2 separate regions of the Homo sapiens genome follow, and region 2 is linked to region 1. The links are chromatin loops, found by intact Hi-C in ENCODE. Cell type or tissue: uterus. All regions are shown on one strand. Links, peaks and the distances in the headings refer to the core of each region. The heading gives the core; the rest is flanking DNA. Region 1 overlaps YPEL4 (yippee like 4). Region 2 holds the start of SERPING1 (serpin family G member 1).

The links. A loop is a pair of places that touch in the nucleus more often than their neighbours do. Peaks named below come from ENCODE experiments on the same cell type or tissue, not always from the same donor. Only the 100,000 strongest peaks of a DNase experiment are listed, where the experiment ranks them.
Region 2: it touches region 1 in a loop (2.3-fold over the local background); 18 of 110 quality-filtered maps call a loop at or near these places.

What each region holds. Positions count from the first base shown.
Region 1 is chr11:57,642,585-57,646,895 of GRCh38, reverse strand. It overlaps YPEL4 (yippee like 4), which reads left to right. Exons shown (of 5, transcript NM_145008.3): 3 at 102-145; 4 at 491-599; 5 at 826-1,809. The coding sequence ends at 915. All of the region lies in intron 1 of MIR130AHG (MIR130A host gene), which reads right to left. Among named protein-coding and RNA genes, the nearest start is that of MIR130A, 3.5 kb to the right of the region's middle. RefSeq lists an enhancer at 3,127-3,626. In uterus, for the core only: a CTCF peak has its summit at 1,929 (motif pointing right); DNase peaks (open chromatin) are centred at 23, 979, 1,617, 1,915 and 1 weaker place; H3K27ac peaks cover 2,751 bases.
Region 2 is chr11:57,589,021-57,600,129 of GRCh38, reverse strand. It overlaps SERPING1 (serpin family G member 1), which reads right to left and starts at 2,445. Exons shown (of 8, transcript NM_000062.3): 1 at 2,408-2,445; 2 at 1,809-1,881; 3 at 1-251. The coding sequence starts at 1,859. In uterus, for the core only: no CTCF peak of the experiment used is centred there; DNase peaks (open chromatin) are centred at 1,189, 1,999 and 2,489; H3K4me3 peaks cover 2,923 bases; H3K27ac peaks cover 4,000 bases.

The DNA.
Region 1 (4,311 bases), core at 1-4,000:
AGGCAGCAAAGCTCTTCCTCTCTCCTACACACCCCTGCGGGGATTCAGGCAGTGGGGCTGAAGGCTGCTTGGTAGTCATTGTCTGTCCTATGTCTCCACAGTCCTTCCAAGGGAGCCATGGCCGAGCCTACCTGTTTAACTCCGTGTGAGTCTACCTCTTTCCTTGTGCGTGTGCTTGTGCTTGTGTGTGAGTGAGTAATTTTCCTCTGTGGAGAAAGGGGGGAATCCATCAGGTGATCTTGTGCCTTCAGTCTTTGCCTCCCCTTTTGCAAAGAGGGTCTCAATCTGAAGTTCTCACATGGGGAGCCGGGGGAGAATTGAAATCATAACGGTGGAAAAAGAAGGCCCAGGCTCTAGTCTTAAAGGGGTGGATTATCAAAGGCAGGGGCTGTCCAGTTCTCTCCAGATGGAAGTTCCCTTGGGCTGTCTGGGGACTGGACTGACAGTGCAACCCCACTGGGTGCTGGGTCCTTCCTGTTTCCTGAGACAGGGTCAACGTGGGTTGCGGGCCAGCTGAACAGCGCCTCTTGCTCACGGGGCTCCACTCGGTAGCTGACATTTTCTGTGAGAGCTGCAAAACCACACTGGGCTGGAAATATGTAAGTACCTGAGGAAGAGGGTCACCCTCTAAAGTGGCAGTCCCCATGGCCCTTCAAGCACCAGTGACCATGTCAGGTCCTTCCTTGCATGGTCCAAAGAGGAAAGAAAGAACTAGTCACTGGGTTGGGCTAGGTGGATGACCCTTGGGGTGGGGGCCATACAGGTGACAGTGGGGCCTGGAAGGAAACTGCTTTGTCCTACAATCACTGCTTTCTCCTTCACCAGGAGCAAGCTTTTGAGACGAGCCAGAAGTACAAGGAAGGGAAATACATCATTGAAATGTCACACATGGTGAAGGACAACGGCTGGGACTGAGGGGCTCAGGCAGGGTGTGCCCTTCCTCCGCATGCCCCTCCCTCCCCACGGCCCTGCCAAGCAGTCTATACCAGCATGAGTACTGCCCCACCCCTGGGGGAAACCTGGCTCCAACCAACCCCTCCCCTGCCTCCACCATATCCACTACCAGGCACCCTTTAGAACAGGGGTCTGGGGGTACCCCAGGGGTGTTAAGGCTCAGGAGTGGGCAGCAGTCAGGGAGAGACAGAACTGGGGGAAAGGGATGGTTGTGGGTCTTTCTGTTCCCAAGATCCTGAACATGGAAGCGATGGCAGGGCATAGACTCAGGCAGAGAGGATTGTGGGAGGAATCCGTTTTTGCTCCACCTCTTTTTGAGTGAACAGAGGACAAACCTTGGGTCACAGGGCAAGTAGATCATGGACCACAGAACAGCAGATGAGAAAAGACTTGGGTTGGAGTGAAATTCTGGTCTCAGACACCAGGAGACCAGAGTCTCTGAGGATGAAGTTTCCTACCCCTATTTGTAGGGAAAAGGACTTGAGTGCAGGGAAAACTCAAATCCCAGGCCCTGGGAAATAGTAAAATAATCAAAGGGTTTTCCATTTCACTCCACTTGTTAGTTTATCTTGGCACTGAAGAGGCACTTTCGAGTATCTAACTTTTGCCATTGGGTGGGGTGGGGACAGCTGCTCGCGGAACAGCCCCTAGTCGGCTGCTTCCAGAGTAAGCAGTCTTTATGGGCTTTCTCTGAGGCCCAGTCACTGCTCCTGGGACCCAGTCCCCTGGAGGGGAGGTGGAAAATCAGTGCTACGGGGCCAGTCTTTCCCGTGGCTGCCACCAGCGAATGAAACTTTTGTATGATACATAAAGTGCTTGAGTCTATTTTTAATAAAAAGGGAAAAAGCAACTTGAGGCAACCTGTCCTCTGACTTTCTTTCCCTGTGCATGTACCCATAAACTGTCCCCGTCACACACACACACCCCCACCCACCCGGGCCTGTCCCTTTATACCACTAGGGGGCAGCAGTTGCCCTGTCTATGGCAAGACTACTGCTTGAGCTTTTACCGGGGAATAAGCGTTCAGGTGAAGTTTTGCCTTAGTAAGAGGGGTGGGTTTTGTTAGCTACTCGGCGAGAGCATCCAAAACCGCTTGTGTCTGCTGGCACCCCTGACAGTAAGTCCATTTTGCCTAGATCCAGGATCGGGCTCTGAAAGAGGCTCATCTCAGAATAAGGATTTTCTTGAGTCCCGTGGCTTTTCAGCCTGGTTCTGTAATGCTCTGGTCAGTTCATGGGCACACTTAAGGCTAAAAGGAAAATCAGTCAGCCAAAGTGCTGCTCTGGCAGTTGATGGGAAGTGAAACAAAATAGCTCAAAAATTAGGCCGGGCGCGATGGCTCACGCCTGCAGTTCCAGCACTTTGAGAGGCCGAGGCTGGTGGATCACCTGATGTCAGGAGTTTGAGACCAGCCTGACCAACATGGCAAAACCCCGTCTCTACTAAAAATTCAAAAATTAGCCAGGCATGATGGCACGTGCCTGTAATCCCAGCTACTTGGGAGGCTGAGGCAGGAGAATCACTTGAACCCAGGAGGCAGAGGTTGCAGTGAGCCAAGATCGTGCTGCTGCACTCCAGCCTGGCGACAGGGCAAGACTCCGTCTCAAAAAAAAAAAAAAAAAAAAAAAAAAAAAGCTCAAAATCGCAACATCAATGCCACCATATGACCCAAGGGACATTTTATTGGCAGTGGTATGAAATCCCTACTGTTGTTGGGTGCCCAACAGTTACAGGGGAGACCATATACATCATAAAGATCATTTTTTGGTAAGCTATAATATTCTTTCCAGATTCATTCATTAATATTCCAAATATTTATAAAGCATCTATTACTTGCCAGGCATTGTGTTAAGCACTAGATGTTAAGCACATGGTGAAGATAAGGCAGCTGTGACCTGACTTCCTGGAGCTTTCTGTCCAGTAGGAGATGCAATAACCAGGAAATCCCAGTAGAAGATGATAATAAGGGATCTAAGCAGGGACGTGGAGGAAGCTTGGGAGCTCATAGGAAAGGAACTCAGCTTAGATGTAAGGAGTCAAGGAAGGCTTCACAAAAGCGATGACTACGATGGCATTTGAAAGATAAGAAGTTAGGTAGGCAAAGGCAAAAGTGATGGAAGTATTTCAGACAGAGTATGTGTCAAGTAACTTAAGTTTAGTTAATTGAAGGAAATAAAAGTTGCTTGTGGGCTGAAAGCAGTGGCTCACGCCTTAATTCCAGCACTTTAGGAAGCCAAGGCTGGAGGCTTGCTTGAGGCCAAACTTTGAGGTTAGCCTGGGCAATATAGCAAGATCTTGTCTCAAAAAAAAAAAAGCCATACCTGCACCTGTAGTCTCGACTACTCAGGAGGCTGAGCAGGAGGATCACTTGAGCCCAGGAGGCTGAGGTTGCAGTGAGCCATGATCACGCCACTGCACTCCAGCCTGGGCTGGAGCAAAACTTTGTCTCCTTAAAAAGTGGGTGAGAGGACATGAAAGGAAAGAGAAGCAGGAGCCATAAACTATTTAGGGAATCTAGATTTAATCCCAATGGTATTAGGGAAATATGGGAAAATTATTGTTTTTTAGAGTGGAGTGGCAGTATCAAATGGCTATTTGTGCCCAGACAAGAGGCTCAAATAGAAGTTTTAATAGACTGGAGAAAGTAAGGAACATATGGTAGGGTGCGGTGGCTCACACCCGTAATCCCAGCACTTTGGGAGGCTGAGGTGGGCGATCACTTGAGGCCAAGAGTTTCAGACCAGCTTGGACAACAAAAATTAGCCAGGCATGGTGGTGCACGCCTGTAATCCCAGCTACTCAGGAGGTTGAGGCAGGAGAATCACTTGAACCTGGTAGGCAGAGGTTGCAGTGGGCCGAGATCGCGCCACTGCACTCCAGCCTGGGCGACAGTGAGATTCTGTCTTAAAAAAAAAAAAAAAAGGGAAATAAAGCTAACTGTACTATCTCAAATACTGTTGTTGTGATCAGAATGGAGAGGCTGTCTGGGCAGGAGAAAGGAGGACTAGAACTGGAAGGCACAGAAGTAAAAGGGCAAGGGAAAAAGGCAAGCCATGGAGAGATGTCCAACATCCCTCAACTAAGGCCTCAGGGGAGTCTGACCCATCTTTCAGTTTCTACATGCCTCATGATGCCAAGATCCCTCTCAGGGTCCAGCAGAGGACCTCAAAACCCTATTCCTCTTGGACCCATTTCTTGCACCAAAGTTTAGGGAAGATTTCTCAAGTCCCAAACTCTGCTGTTGAAAACCAGGCACAAACTAGCTGCCTTCTTCACTTGATCTTAGCCAAAAGACCAGGAATACTAGCTGCCTTCTTAAAGAAGCTCCCCAAATATTCCTCTCATTCAATTTATTTT
Region 2 (11,109 bases), core at 1-4,000, 47 kb after region 1:
TGGATGGTGGGTTGGGTGGTGGGCTCTGTGGTGGGTTGTGTGGTGGGTTCATCAGTGGTATTAGCTGTTATTTTGGTGGCTGAATTGGTTGTTGAGTTGGTTGTCGGCAAGCTGGAAACCTCCAGGATGGGTTCAACGAATAGCATCTTGGAGATAACTGTTGTTGCGACCTTCCCTTCGCCTCTGTCTTGCAAACTCTCTGGATCCTGGGAGCTGGAGCTGGTAGCATTTGGATTTGAGGAGGCTCTATCCTGTGGTTCAAGAAACTGAGTTTCATTTTTTTCTTACTACGAGGCACAGTCCTCTAAAATACTCAAAGCAGGAAGAGAAGGTGTGGATGTGGAAAATGTCCTGTACAAGAGAGTAATTTCTGACAGTGCGGCAGATGAGCAATCTGTCTTAGAACCACCACCACTAATTCCTCAGAGAAGGGGCAATACAGGGTGAGGGTGGGGGTGCACAGGAATGTGCTCTGCAGAAGATGAGGGATAGTCAGGGACTCTGTAATCTCTGACCAATTACTGCCCTGTAGGAAGTTGTTTTCCAAACAGTGAAGCTGAGTGTTGTCATTTATCTATGTTCTTGCAATTTCCTGTAAATATCTACCTGTTTGACTCACTTGCTTGGCTAGTACAGACATTTGAACTTGTGCTCCTTGATTTAGAACAGTAAATTTTTAAACTGTGGGTTGCAACCCATTAGTGGGTGTGGAAAAACAGTACACATTAGGAAGGGAACGAAGAAAGGGAAGGAGGAAAGAAGGGAGGCAGGAAGGGAGGGAGAGAGAAGTAGTATAGGCCAGCGGCTCTGAAACAATTTTGACTCCCAGGGGATATTTGGCAATGTCCAGAGACATTTTTGGTTGTCACAGGGAGACAGCAGGGAAGATGCTACCGGAATCTAGTGCGTAGAGGCTAGAGATATACTGCAAAACATCCTAAAATGCGCAGGGTAGCCCCTCAGCAATGAATTATCCAGCCCCAATGTCAACAGATCCTCCACTGAGAAACCACGCATTAGCTCCATTTCACAGGTAGAGAAACTCATACCGACACATATTAACTAGTCCAGGGTCTCACAGAAATGGGAGAAACAGCTAGGGGTCAAAACAAGGTCTCTGATTCCAAACTCCCTGCTCATAACTACATCATCTGCTGAGTATGTGATACCAACTTGCGCGTGCACACACACACACACGCACATACACACACCCCTACCTACCTTTCTCCTGGGATCCTGCACTTCTTAGCCTTATTTCTAGTCCATGACCTCCCAGACCACTGGGACCTCTCACTGCTATTGACCCCCACCCAGACCCACGTATGTTTGCTACCATTCTTCCCTGTCTTCACAGGCCCTAGCCTGGGACCACCGTCTGTGTCACAGCAGCCAAACCTCTCCTCCCCACAGCTCTTTTCTACAACAAACTCTTGCTTTGATATCACAAAATGCTTCCCATCTCCTTGCCCTATGTGATCCTCCTGCCAAGCCTGCTTGGTGGACAGGGTGGGATCTGTTTATTCAACATTTTATAAATCAGGAGGAGTAGGCTGAGAAAAGTGACGTCCTCAGGACCACGCTGCGCAGCTCCTACATGGCCCGCCAAGATTAGAACTTGCATCTGTCTGAGTCCTGAGCTCTTTCCACCATCTACGAGTGCGTGTGCAAGGATCACACTCAATGATCCCAAGAGGAGCTCTCCTCATTCCCCGGAGCCTGAAGGGTTAATCCTCAGCCACCGCCCGCACCCCGCACCATCCCGCCTCCCGTCTCCACCCCCGTCCCCCATCCCACAAGGGACCACATACCCCAGCCAGCAGCAGCAGCAGGAGGGTCAGCAGGGTCAGCCTGGAGGCCATCTGGGCGGCGACGTCAGCGGACCTGCGGAGCCAGCCAGCCTCGGAGCCAGCTCCCACCCTGGGAGCCCAGGGGCCCCCACCCCGCCCGGGGCCCGCCCCCATTCCGTCTCAGGCCCCAGTCCCTCTTAGCGAATTCCCTCCTCCTCCCTCCTGGGGCCACCTTCTCCCTGGCTCCTCCCTCTGTTTTGTTTTCCCCAAACCGCTTCCCTTTCCCGGCACCGGCTGGCCCTTCCTCTCCCCGTGGGCCCGGGTCTCTGTCCATCTGTTCAGTCGGAGGGGAGGTGGTGGGAGGGGGAGGGGGTCCTGCTTTAACCAAACAATGAGGCCAGAGGCGTGGGGGAGGGGAGGTCCTGGGGGGCTGAGCACAACAGGCCTGAGGCGGGAGGGGCTGGGGTAGGAGGAGGCAGAAGTCCCAGGTGGAAGCAAGCCTATAGAGACCCCCGAGATCAAGGCGGGCAGGAAGGCGGGGGTGAGGAGACCCCCTCCCTAGACCTCTTCACTCCATGCTTTCCACCCTACTCCCCACCCCTGCCCAGCACCAAACCTACTCCAAACTTCTGGTCACCAGGCAGCTCCAGTGCAGACTGAGTAGAGAGTCCCCCAGGGTCAGGGAGGGTGGGGTGCGGGGGGGGCAGTCTTAGCTATTGGCTGGCCCGGGACACTGCCCAGTTACAAATTAAGGAAGATTGATCGCTGGTGTGAGTTCCTGTAAATCAGGATGGGACGGAATGGGACTGACCGCTTGGTCTTCTTTGTGGGCCAGGCCAGGAATTTAGCCCAAATCCCCTGGTAGGTGGGGTGAACGGGGAAGCTTGGGTGCAGTTCTCAGCTTTACACAACCAAAGCTTCCCCCGCGTCTTCATGAGTAACAATAAAAACAGCATGTACACAAAATGTGCTCCGCAGTTTTTAAAGGAATGAACTTTTTGGAAATTGCTCACCTCCGTTATTCCTCAAAGTAACCCTTTGTGCCCCATTGTACCCATTTGATAGTTAAGATACTGAGCCTTAGAGCAGTGAAATGTCGGGCCCTGATCACCCTCATTTGGAGAAGTATTCTGAAGCCTAATCCCTGCTCCCATCTCCCCTGTGCCCTGTAGGTGTTCTGCCATTTTTGCTCGTAGAGACCCATAATCAGTAGTTCTTTGTATAACAGACAACGGATGTGAGGCACCCAGCTCAACAAGCATTCAACCTAATTAAAAAAAAAAAAAAAAAAAAAGCTAGCCGGGCACGGTGGCTCACGCCTGTAATCCCAGCACTTTGGGAGGCCGAGGTGGGTGGATCACTTGAGGTCAGGAGTTTGAGACCACTCTGGCCAATATGGGGAAACCCCGTTTCCGCTAAAAGTACAAAAATTAGCTGGGCAGTGCAGGCGCGCACATGTAGTCCCAGCTACTAGGGAGGCTGAGGCACAATCACTTGAATCTGGGAGGCAGAGGTTGCAGTGAGCTGAAATTGCACCACTGCACTCCAGCCTGGGTGACAGAGCAAGACTGTCTCAAAAAACAAATAACTAACTAAATAAATATTTAAAAACTTGAAAGCTGGGGTGTATGTGTTTGCGACTAGGGCTCCACAATAGACCTGGCTGGCTGTGTGAGCCAGCAAGTTGCTTTCCCCCTTGACGTCTGGCTGTCCTCGAAATCTGGCTGTCCTCGACATCTAGCTGTCCTCTCAGCATTGCCAGATAAAACACACGAAGTAGGCAGGCCTGGGGGTTCATACCTGTAATCCCAGCCTTTTAGGAGACTGAGGCAGGAGGATCCCTTGAGCCCAGGAGTTCAAGGCTGCAGTTAGCATTGATCATGCCACTGCACTCCAGCCTGGGCAACAGAGTAAGACACTTGCTGTCTCTAAAAAAAAAAAAAAAAACTTACATTGGGATATACTTATGGTAAAAATGCTTACATTGGAATATACTTATGGTAAAATAAATTTTGTTGTCATTGTTGTGTATCTGAAATTCAAATATAATTGGCATTTTGTATTTTTGCTAAATCTGATAACTCTGCCTCATCTGCAAAACAAACAGGTTGTCTCTGATGACCTAATATAGCTATCATGTTCTATCGTCATCTCACTGCAGGCCTATCCTCTGGCTGTGTTTGGAGCATTCAGGAAAGTTTGCTGCTAGCACCAGAACTGCTACTCTAAGGGACTGACCAAGGACAGAAACAGGAGAATATTTGTGTGTCTCCTCGGGGGTCCTTGGACAAGACCCAGAAAGAGTCTTCCCCAGCTTTGTGCTTTATTCTCTGAAGCCACTTGGGAACCTCCTAAACCATGGGAAAGTTATATAACATCAGAGCCATCGTTTGAACAGCTGCACACAAAACAACGTTTCTCCATCCCCAGTGCTCAAGCTGGTGGGCTCAAAGGGACTATGAGCTTGTGGATTCTGGGAAATGGGTCAGCCAAAGGAAAAGAAGGTGGTGGAAAGCAACCTAATTCACTGAGTGCTCACCATGCATTTACATTCATCCTCTCACTAATTCTCATCACCTATGAAGTAGGTGCTATATTAATCCCATCTTAAACAAGTTAAAATGAGGCTCAGAGAAATTAATTGATCTACCTAATATCACAAAGCCAGTAAGTGACAGAGCCAGGATGTGGACCAGGTCTGTTTGACCCAACAGTTCTTTATTAACCCTTACAAATTATTGACACACACCAGGGGCTAACCTGAAGCAGACAGCAAAGGGAATATTCTGGGTACAGCTGCAAGAGTACGATGCTTTGTGGGCCAAAGTTCCAGGGTGAAAAAGCCCCAGTGGAGAGGTTTTCCCAGCTTGTGGGTCTACCTCCTTCAGCCATCTATAATAGCTCTCTGGCCAAAGCCATTCCTGCACTCTGCACATTTAAATGATGTCTGCTTTGTGAAGTCTCCCCTGCCTGCTGAAGCTGGAGCTGAAACTGACTTAATCAGGATGTTTGCGGAATTTCTCCCTAGTGTGGATGTTGAGATATTCAATCAGTGTAAGGTTGTGAATTCAGTTCTCTTCCCACTGGGAGCAGGTCTAGGATTTCTCTGTAACAAGGACCTTTCCTTCTGGTGACTGAGGAGAGTTGAACCCACAGAATCCCTCTTCCCTCATGTTGTAGGTGCACATGGCTTCTCTCGCCTGTGAATTTCCTGATGTTGAATGAGGTACAAGTTCTCACTAAAGCTCTTCCTGTACTCAGAGCATTTTTATCAGGTTTTTTCCTAGTTGAGTCCTCTAATACTGAAGGTACAAGTTGCTGTAGCTGAACTCTCTCACATTATAGAGTGTGAAAAACTAAACACCTTTAGTTTTCCTTCTTAAGAGAAATTTTTCGGCTGGGCATGGTGGCTCATGCCTGTAATCCAGCACTTTGGGAGGCTGAGGTGGGCAGATCACTTGAGGTCAGGAGTTCGAGGTCAACCTGGCCAACATAGCAAAACCCCATCTCTACTAAAAATACAAAAATTAGCCAGGCATGCTGGTGCACGACTGTAGTACCAGCTACTTGGGAGGCTGAGGTGGGGGGATTGCTTGAACCCAGGAGGTGGAGGTTGCAGTGGGCCGAGATTGCGCCACTGCACTCCAGCCTGGGCAACAGAGTGAGACTGTCTCAAAAAAAAAGAAAAGAAAAGAAAAAAAGAAAAATTATCCAAAACTTGGAAACAGGGCAAAAGAATTCTGAGAAATCAGGGTCACTCCGTTCTTGGGACACAGAAAATGGTTGGAGGGACTATTTTCTCAACTCTCCCACAGATAGTACACAACTAGCACCACTCTAGTTTCAGAGGAGAGAAGTTGATTGATTATCAACAAATAATGCGCTGGGCAAATTAGGGCTCAGTCCTTTCTTTGGAATCTTGGTTGAGAAATGCTATTCTAGAGGAATAGAATTTTCTCTTTCTTATTTTTCTAGATTAGGGCTCAGAGTCTGTAATGTCAGATGTTGACCTGTCAAAAATGGATAAGATGCAAAGGGTTTTTGTCTGGTAGAGATGTGAATGAGATGATAATGATAACCCCAAAGGTAATGGTCTTGATGCAGGGCAGGTGAGCCCCAAAGTGGGGCTTAGCTGGTAAGCGTTCTTAGCTTTGCCCAGGAAAGAATTCAAGGGCAAGCCGGAGGTAGAAGAAAACAGTTTTTTTGAAGAGGCAGTGTTACAGCTCAGTGACTGCTCCTGCAAAGGAGGGGTACTCTGTAGGCAGAGAGTAGCAGTAGCTCAGGGCAGTTTTGCAGTCATATTTATACCCACTTTCCATTACATGCAGATTAAAAAGCAGTTTAAAGCCGGGCGCGGTGGTTCCTGCCTGTAATCCCAGCACTTTGGGAGGATAAGTTGGGTGAATCACCTGAGATCAGGAGTTTGAGACCAGGCTGGCCAACACAGTGAAGCCCCCTCTCTACTAAAAATACAAAAAATTAGCTGGCGTGCTGGCAGGCTTCTGTAATCCCAGCTATTCGGGAGGCTGAGACAGTAGAATCTCTTGAACCTGGAAGGTGGAGGTTGCAGTGAGCCGAGATCGCACCGTTGCATTCCAGTCTGGGCCACAAGAGCTAATCTCTGTCTCAAAAAACAAAACAAAACAAAACAACAACAACAAAACAAAACAAGAAGCAGTTTATGCAGAAATTTCTAGGGAAGGGAAAAGAACTTTTGGATCATCAGGTCATTGCCATGGAAAGAGGCAGTGACTCCCAGGTGTTTCCATGGCAATGGTAAACTGACATGGCGGACTGGCTGGCAAATCTTATGGAAAACTGCTTCTGCCCTGGCCCTGTTTTAGCTAGTCCTCAATCTGGTTGGTATCTGAGCCCCACCTCGGGAGTTGAGTCCTACCTCCTATTTCAGTCTTGTTGGCCTGCAGGGCAATAGCCAGTTTTGTAGGTAACTTAGCTGTGTTATTCCAGCACACACACACACACACACACACACACACACACACACACACCAGTTTCTCAAATCATTCTTTGAACCAACTTTGTCATCCTGACAGTTATCTTGTGAAGGTTCTCACTGTGTATTTGTGTGAGAATGACAGTTCTACCATTTTGAGAATTATGTTGTGGCACACCCTTTACGTGGGGCTGTTGATGCTTTGTAAGTAAGAACGGACCACAGGCTGAACTTTGTCCCTTATTTCCTACAAATACAGTAGTCCTCTCCGGAGAAGGGCACAGGTTTGGCAGCCATGAGTGAGGGAGCTGTGGGGGTTCCTGCTCCCACTGTATCCCCACCTTCTTCACTGATTCCCTTTCTCACCAGCCCTGACTCATTCACATGGGCTGTTTCCTGCCCAGCTCTCCAGGGACTGGACCTTCCCAGGAACCTCACTAGAGAGTCCTCATGCACAGTACCCTTCCACTAACGACCCTCTTCTCTTCCTCTTCCCTTCAGTCTTTAACTGGTATGAGGAGGTGGATGGGGATCAGAGATGAAGACAGAGATGAGATCCAAATAAGTGTTGAGACACAAAATCCCCAAACCTCAGGCTCACACCCTATTTGCAGATCCTGGCAGGCCGAGGAATACAAAGCTTCTTCGAGTAGAATAGAAACATTTGATGAGTCCTCATAGATATTCTAAATTGGTCCATTCAATCATTTTTCTAAGGATCTTTAAAATTATTCTTTTCCTGGGTGCAGTGGCTCATGCCTGTAATCCCAGCACTTTGGGAGGCTGAGACAGGGGGATTGTTTGAGCCCAGGAGTTTGAGAGCAGCCTGGACAACATGGTAAAACCCCGTTTCCACAAAAAATAAAAAAAATTAGCCAGGCTTGGTGGCTCATGCCTGCAGTCCCAGCTACTCAAGAGGCTGAGGTGGGAGGATTGCTTGAGCCTAGGAGTTCGAGGCTGGAGTGAGCCGTGATCACACCACTGCACTCCAGCCTGGGCGACAGAACAAGACCCTGTCTAAAAAAAAATTAAATGATTCTTTCAAAGTTATTGCTACAAAGTCATATACGTGCTTTGTAAAACTTTTCTGGCTGGGCGTGGTGGCTCACGCCTGTAATCCCAGCACTTTGGGAGACCCAAGTGGATGGATCACCTGAGGTCAGGAGTTCAAGACCAGCCTGGCCAACATGGTGAAACCCCGTCTCTACCAAAAATACAAAAATTAGGTGGACATGGTGGCACATGCCTGTAATCCCAACTACTCGGGAGGCTGAGGCAGGAGAATCGCTTGAACCCAGGAGGTGGAGTTTGCAGTGAGCCGAGATCGTGCCATTGCACTCCAGCCTGGGCAACAAGAGCAAAACTCTGTCTAACAAAACAAAACAAAACAAAACAAAACGTTTCTAACAATTCAGACACTTACAAAATTAAAAGTTACCACAGACAAAACTGCTGTTAATAATTCTGAGTGTATGCTTTTATATTTGCCTATTTATAAAATCATATCTACTTCATCTCTCCCCACACACATAATTATTACTCTTCCATAATTTCTTTTCTTTTTTTTGAGACGGGAGTCTTGCTCTGTCACCCAGGCTGGAGTGCAGTGGCCCTATCTCGGCTCACTGCAAGCGCTGTCTCCAGGGTTCACGCCATTCTCCTGCCTCAGCCTCCCGAGTAGCTGGGACTGCAGTCGCCCGCCACCACTCCCGGCTAATTTCTTTTGTGTTTTTAGTAGAGAGGGGGTTTCACCGTGTTAGCCAGGATGGGTCTCGATCTCCTGACCTCGTGATCCACCCGCCTCGGCCTCCAAAAGTGCTGGGATTACAGGCATGAGCCACTGTGCCTGGCCTAATTTCTTTTCTTAATAAAGTAGCATGGGCATTGTTCCATGTCACTGCAGGCAGCTCTATCTCATTCTTTCTTACAGCCGCACGGTATTCCATTGTATGGATGTATTACAAACTATTTCTTTGATCTCACCCTGAGAGAGACATTTGGATTGATTCCCAAACCAATCCCCTTAACTACATGCCGGTTCCAGAAGTTTCCCTCTCACTTACTATCTTTTCCACTTCTTGCACAGCAGCGTACCTGCTTTCTCTGCTACCTTTCTATTTCTAGCCTTTGTTTCCAATTCTCCGTTGCCAGCTCTGTAGATGGAAGCGCTAGGTTTGGACTGTTGACTCAGCTGTGAATTTGGCTCCATTCAGATTGTGGCCCCTTGCTTTGACCTGCTGTTTCTGCTTCCATGCACCTCTCCTGAGGGTAAAAATGCCTGCTCCACTTCCAGAAAAGCCAAAATTCACCTTGCGTTCCTCAATGCCTGTTGAGAAACAGGGAGCCACCCTCCTTGTTCTGCCCAACTTGAACATGAAGCCCCATGGTCACTTCTCCAGTTACAGACTTTTCTTTTCTTTTCTTTTCTTTTTTTTGGAGACAGAGTCTTGCTCTGTTGCCCAGGCTGGAGTGCAGTGGCATGATCTCGGCTCACTGCAAGCTCCGCCTCCCAGGTTCACGCCATTCTCCTGCCTCAGCCTCACAAGTAGCTGGGACTACAGGTGTCTGCCACCACGCCCAGCTAATTTTTTTTTTTTTTTGTATATTTAGTAGAGATGGGGTTTCACGTGTTAGCAGAGATAGAAACCCTGTCTCTACTAAAAATACAAAATTAGCTGGGTGTGGTGGTGCATGCCTGTAATCCCAGCTACTTGAGAGGCTGAGGCGGGAGAATTACTTGAACCAGGGAGGTAGAGGTTGAGCCTGGGCAACAAGAGCAAAACTCTGTCTCAAAAACAACAACAACAAAAAATTGTGACGGCACCATGTTTAAGTTCTGATATTCAGTAGACCAAGTCCTCACATTTTATTCTTCTTCAAGAAGATCTCTGCTATTCTTGATCCCTGAATTTCCATATATACTTAGAATCAGCTTACCAGGCTCCACAAAATAAAAGGGAAAAATATGTTGGGATTTTGACTGGTATTACCTTACATCTATAGATCATTTTGGGAGTGAATTGACATCTTTATAACAGTAAGTCTTCTAATCCATGAACATGTTATAGCTTTCCAACTATTTGGCTCTTCCTTAATGTTTCTCTGCTGGGATTACAGGTGGGAGCCACCACGCCTGGCCTGTTTCTCAATATACTTGTTGATATGTTTAGGCTTTGTGTCCCCACCCAAATCTCATCTTGAATTGTAATCCTCATAAACCCCATGTGTCAAAGGAGAGACCAAGTGGAAGCAATTGAATCATGGGGGCAGTTTCCCACATGCTGTTCTCTTGATAGTGAGTGAGTTCTCACGAGATCTGATGGTTTTATAAGGGGCTCTTCCCTCTTTGCTCAGCACTTCTTCCTGCCACCTTGTGAAGAGGGTTTCTTGCTTCCCCTTCACCTTCTGCCATGATTGTAAGTCTCCTGAGGCCTCCCCAGCCATGCACAACTGTGAGTCAACTAAACCTCTTTCCTTTCGAAATTACCCAGTCTTGAGCAGTTCTTTATAGCAGTGTGAAAACAGACTAATACAGTTATATAGTTTGCTCTGAAGACGTATTCCACCTATTTCTGTTTATTTCCAGGATCTTGATTTTTTTTTTCTGCTATTGAACACAGTGCATGTTTTAGTTCAATCTATGTCATTAAAAAATCATTTTTGTGGCAGGGCACGGTGGCTCATGCCTGTAATCCCAGACCTTTGGGAGGCTGAGGCAGGCAGATCACGAGGTCAGGAGTTTGAGACTAGCCTGGCCAACATGGTGAAACCCTGTTTCTACTAAAAATACAAAAATTAGCCAGACATGGTGGTGTGTGCCTGTAATCCCAGCTACTCAGGAGGCTGAGGAAGGAGAATTGCTTGAACCTGGGAGGCAGAGGTTGCAGTGAGCTGAGATCATGCCACTGCACTCCAGCCTGGGCAACAGAGCAAGACTCTGTCTCGAAAAAAGAAACAATAATTTCTGGGCCTCATTTTCTCTCTCCTTTATGTAACAAGGCCTAGTTTTATCACTGGCCTAAAAGTCTTAGATTTTGTATTTACTTTTCAGTTCCAGGTTCCTTGAACTTGATTGGGTTTAGGTCTTTAATCTTGGGTCCTAATTTGAGCCCTTTATCTCCACCTCAGGTCACTATAGGAGGTGGTAGAAGTTGAAATAGCCTCTCACCCAGAGGGATTAGAGGAGCTTGATCTTTCCCTACATCCAGCCCATCATCAGACCTTTTGGTAGTATCTTCAAAATGTATCCTGAATCCACTCAGTTCTCTCAATCATTGAGGCCATGAACCCAATCTAGCCACAACCATCTCTCACCTGGGCCACTGAATAGCCTCCTGCCTGGTTTCCATGCTTCCACTCTGTCCTTTC